Linked DNA regions of Homo sapiens: region 1 is linked to region 2. Evidence: chromatin loops called from intact Hi-C (ENCODE). Cell type or tissue: PC-9. All regions are shown on one strand.

Evidence for each region. A loop is a pair of places that touch in the nucleus more often than their neighbours do. Peaks named below come from ENCODE experiments on the same cell type or tissue, not always from the same donor. Only the 100,000 strongest peaks of a DNase experiment are listed, where the experiment ranks them.
Region 1: a loop joins it to region 2, with 6 times the contacts of the local background. A loop is called at or near these places in 3 of 110 quality-filtered maps.

Annotation. Positions count from the first base shown.
Region 1 is chr3:159,823,424-159,825,923 of GRCh38, forward strand. The region is part of intron 4 of IQCJ-SCHIP1 (IQCJ-SCHIP1 readthrough); the gene reads left to right. All of the region lies in intron 2 of SCHIP1 (schwannomin interacting protein 1), which reads left to right. LOC101928351 (a long non-coding RNA gene) reads right to left here. Exons shown (of 4, transcript XR_007096144.1): 1 at 855-2,500. Among named protein-coding and RNA genes, the nearest start is that of IQCJ-SCHIP1-AS1, 56 kb to the left of the region's middle. In PC-9, no CTCF peak of the experiment used is centred here; a DNase peak (open chromatin) is centred at 1,048; H3K27ac peaks cover 1,458 bases.
Region 2 is chr3:159,765,812-159,768,311 of GRCh38, forward strand. All of the region lies in intron 4 of IQCJ-SCHIP1 (IQCJ-SCHIP1 readthrough), which reads left to right. All of the region lies in intron 2 of SCHIP1 (schwannomin interacting protein 1), which reads left to right. It overlaps IQCJ-SCHIP1-AS1 (IQCJ-SCHIP1 readthrough antisense RNA 1), which reads right to left. Exons shown (of 3, transcript NR_121669.1): 2 at 2,493-2,500. Among named protein-coding and RNA genes, the nearest start is that of IQCJ-SCHIP1-AS1, 1.6 kb to the right of the region's middle. In PC-9, a CTCF peak has its summit at 1,042; no DNase peak of the experiment used is centred here; H3K4me3 peaks cover 1,522 bases; H3K27ac peaks cover 959 bases.

The DNA.
Region 1 (2,500 bases), 58 kb after region 2:
AAACTCATCAACGACCTCAGTTAGATTCCTCTTCTGTAGTGTGGAGTTAATCCTATGGTAGAGCTCAGTGTTGGAGCAAGGACAAATGATGACAATGTCAGGGCCAGCGTGGGTCCCAGCAGTGGTGCTTGGTAGAGGTCAGTTTCCTCCTCTCCTCCCTCAGCTCCCTCTTGAATTTCCCCTCCTATGAAGGGAAGTTGTCTTTCCATTGGTATTTGCATGCCAAAAGTCGAAGATGCCTTTTCCTTCCCAGACTGAAAACCTATGTAATTCTCGACATAAATGACTGTATGTCTGGTTTCTCTCTACTTCCATCTGCCCACCTTTGACAGGCTTCATGGGTATGTGACCTCCGTAGGCTTTGAAAGGCCCTGCTCTTGGTTTAATGTTCTGCTGTTACCACCCTAAAATTCTTAATGTTTTAACAATGGTTCCCCATTTTCATTTTGCACAGAGCCCTGCAAAGTGCCCATTCTAAACCCTAAAAACTAAGTAACTGGTGAAACATGACCACGGGACAGTCAGGTAATTTGATTTATCATCCCATTAATGTGTCAGCATTTCAGGATGAAGGGTATTTTGAAAGTAATGGAAAACACCTTAACCATATCCTTTGTAAACAAGAACGTAATTGAGTACATCTAAACCCCTATGAACGCCCAACCTTTAATCTTATTTTTTCAGCATGAAAAAACATCATCTCTTTCAGAAAGATTCTTCATTTATTGTCATTAACCCTCATATTAATAAATTGAAAATCTGAAAGTTATTCTTAACTTCAAGTGAAGCTTGACTGAATTATTATTATTCATGCCAAACAGAGCATTGAATTCTTTCTTTAGAGCATTTCTTACCTGGATGTAGAAGTGCTCTTGTTAATTTTACAGCAGACATCTGTTTCCTCCAATGTGTATGTCCAAGAGGTGTAGCCTTGAGATGAGGAAAGAAATAACATGGGCAGGGCAGGCATGCATACCAGACTGGATCGTCATTTGTCATTTATCTGGACAGAAGGCATACTGGCCTCATTCCACTCACCAGCTGGGAAGAACAAACTCCCTACACAGATATAGCCATCAAACTTAGATTATGGTGACTAATGCTAAATGAAGAGTCCACACGGGCTTTCTAGGTTCAGCAGGGCCAGACCTGTACTCTATGTACTCTTGACCCAGATTCAGAATTAATTTATCACCTTGACAGGCAACCAAGTGCCTGGAGTACTGAAACTTTAGTAGTTATTTAATGTGGGAATCACAGTAATGATGCTGTAATATAAAACAGCAAATATTTCCTAGAGGGACAGCATTTGGATTGGAGAGAGACTCACACCACATCCACAATTTCTTCTTCAAACATTAGAATACTTTTTGGAAAGCGACAGCCTAAATTGTAGGTTGTTTCTTGGTTTTAACTGTCATTTGTATTTGTTTGTTTTCCTCTAAGAAAACAAATATGCTCTTTTTTTCTTTTCTTTTTAATTTACTTTTTTTCTCTCACCTAAACCCCCATAGTAGACAGGCAAATTTAAAAGTATGTCTTTCAAAAACCCAGTTTGTCTTCCTACTGGCCATTTTGCCTTCTATTCTCTGATTAGAAAACTAATTGTGATACTTTATTATTCTTTAGATATAAGAATTCTGACTTTTTACACTTATCAATAGACTTTTTTGAAGTGTACAAGTTGGCAATATTAAGTTATTTGTTTTGCTGGGCTATTTCTGGAACTAAAGATTTATCACATAAGGTGACAAATTGAGAAAAGGAAAAAAACTAGGCTTTTTTTTCTTCTTAACTAATTTTTATTAAATTGGGGGCATCTAGTTACTGCAGTTGAGTAAGTGTTAGCCTTACCTGGGAAGCTGTAAATGATTATTTTGCCCTCAAGTGCAGCTGGCAGAGTCATCCATGTCCCTGAGGCACATCTGCAGAGTGAGTGGGCCCCTTTGAGCCTGCCCAAGCCACAGCTCACAGTGAGGAGGGAAGTGTAGCCCAAAGGTCTTGCCAGGCTTAGCTCACAAGGTGGCAGTCACTTAGCATCCAGGAAAGCTTCATTCATTGTCTTGAGGTGAGCAAGTGGCCACTTGACCAGCTTTCCCACAGGTAGTCAATAGAACTAATGACAGCTGGTCACAGGCACACTCCTGCCCTCGATCCCAAGGCCCTAAAGTGAGAGAACTTCTCGAGAATTTCATTCATTCCAATATTTTTTGGACACCTACTATATGCCTGGCACTGTGCCAGATGCTAGATGGGCAATGGTTGACGTGATACATATGGCCCTTGCTCTCTCACGGAGCATACAATCTAGTGGAGCAAATCAACGTTACAAATCCCACAAATTAGAGGGAAAAAAAAACAGTATGCTAAGTGAATTTAAAGCAGGACCTTATTTAGACAGGGGGCTAAGGAAAAACCTCCAACTTTAAGCAAGAGAGGTGACTCAGGTGAAGGCAGAGGGCTTACAGGTTGAGAAACAGCTTGTGTGAGGGCCCTGAGA
Region 2 (2,500 bases):
TCCCTCTGCTGTGAATCCCTCCTTGTTTTGATAACGGAGCCACTTACAGTTTCTTCCCGGAGGCTACTGCCTCAATTCAGGAAAGCCAGACAGGGAGGGGTGCTGGAGTGGAAAAGAGGGAGGGAGGAGAGGAGGGCTGCATCTATAATAAGAAGCACTGGCAGGTTCACACTTGTCTCAACATCTTTTTTGCCCCTGAGAGAAGAGCAGATAAATGACTTAAAAGAAAACCATCATGAAGGTAGCTCCCCTGTTTAGCACTGCTTTGAGATAAAGCAACAGTTGTAATTTGAAATCATTAATGATGACCCTAATTAGGGCTGAAGGGCGTAGTTGAAAGGAGCTGCTTTCTGTGTGTGGCAGCTGTGTGGCAGGTGGGAAAATGCTTGCCTTGCGGGTGTAATTTTTGCGACACCAGGACCCCGGGGCTCCTGAAAATTGGGTGCATGCACTTCTGACTTCAGGGGTGAGGATGGTAACTGTGTTTCACAGAGAAATTGCCATGGTTCTATCAGAGAGCGCCCTTGGCTGACAGAGCCTGCTGGTTAGTTTCCCTTGGGAAACTACTTAATAAATTAGCATACTCATTTTAATTCCAGCTGTTTAGGAGTTTACCATGGCCATTAACAGACGTGGAATCTTTCCATTACAGTCAATACTATCTCTTATACCTTGCAATAGAAAATATCCTTTTCCCACTTTGTGCTTGAGAAAAATACCTCATTAATACCTGGGCTTGAACAATGAGTGGGAAATAAGCAGGAGGTTAGTTTGCTATTGCGTGACATTTATACATTCCAGGAAAATTTAGTACTTGGGTATACATGCAAAGTTAGGGTTTGATGGTGACAATGAGCTCCATTATTCAAAAGTTGTGGAACAAATTGTTTTTGAGCACCCATGTATGTGCTGTGTGCCAGGGATGGTTCTGAGTGCTGTAGTTACACATCAGTCCACATGGGGCTGAAATTCTGGTGAGGGAAGGGTAGGGATACAGACTGCCTTCCCTCCAGGAACTTAAAATTTGATGGCTTACCTAGCACCACCTCATACCCCCACCCCCAACGCATCTTCTGGTTATTGTGAAGACTATGAATCTTTCCTTCTTGGGCAGTCTTTGAAACCAATGGTGTATCCTCACCTAGTGAACAGTTTGCATATTTGCATATTTGGGTTTCTTTCCTTCACTTCCAGCTTTCCTGGAAATGCCCCTTCTGGTCATTTCCTCTACAAGTTACACAGAGAAATTTAGATTTCATTGTGTCAAAGCAAGGATGTATACAGAAAAAAGGGAGAAGGAGGTAGCATTTGAGGTTAATGGTGGATTTTTTCATGTTTTGGTTTGTGTTTGAACAAAATTACTAGTCAGTGTTGGTTTAGAATACTGTTTTTCAAACAGTAAGTTTCCCATGAAATCACCTTAGCATTTAAAAAAATGAAATAAAATAGAATGTATGATAGTGTATTGCAGGGAGTCATAGTAAAGTTGGTAATTTTTAAAACTTTAGTTTTATATGTATGGTGGGTTGCAACATAAAGTTTACTTCTCACTATGGGTCGCTGTTATAAAAGATTGAAAAGCACTGATTTAAATCCTGTTTAGTGCTGCCTGGAGTACGTAAGGGAATTTATGACCATGAGGACAGAAACCGGAGAAGAACAAAGGAGCCGTGTGGAAGAGAAGGCCTGCCTTGAAGGAACTGTTCAAATCCAATGATATTTTACTCCTCTTTAAAATGTCTTGTATGAATATATTTAAGTGGCATTAATACACACCACTAGGAATGGGGTATACAATGAAAAGGGGATAGCTTCTCTTCACCAAGTAAGCCTATTCCTACTTCAGGGCTTTTGCCCTTCTGTAACCTCTGCTTGGAAGCAAGTGTCTGGTTCCTTCTCATCATTCCAGACTCAGTTCAACTCTCACCAGCTCAGAGAAGCTGTCCCCCACCACCCTTCCTAAAGTAAAGTAACAGCACTGCACCCCAACTCCAGCACTCCTGGTGTATTGTTTTCTTAGTGCTTGTCACTATCTGACATTATCTTATTTAGTCCTCTATTTTTGGTCCCTCTGAAATGTAGGCGGGAGTTCTTGCCTGTTTTTTAACTCTATAACCTATTGCCTGGAACATGCCTGGGATGGAGTAGGTTCTCAAATATTGAATGAATGAATGAATGAATGTTTATGACAACAACACAACCCATACCTAATCCAACTCCCATTTTACAGTTGAGAAAATTGAAGCCCAGAGAGGTTAAGTGATTTGCCTCAGACCCAGTGAGAAACTTATGAACAGGGTTTTGTTCTTTCTTGTGACACCAGACTAGTTCCCCGCCCCCTTTTTTAATGCTTAAAATAATTTGAAATAAAAGGAAAGGAAGGAGCTCCCACCTCCCTGAAACTTAAAGGGTTTCCTATTGACAAGTCTCTTATTGCACTTCCTTAGAATTAAGGACATAAGTAAACTGGGAAATCATCAAAACCCCCTTACTTATGAGT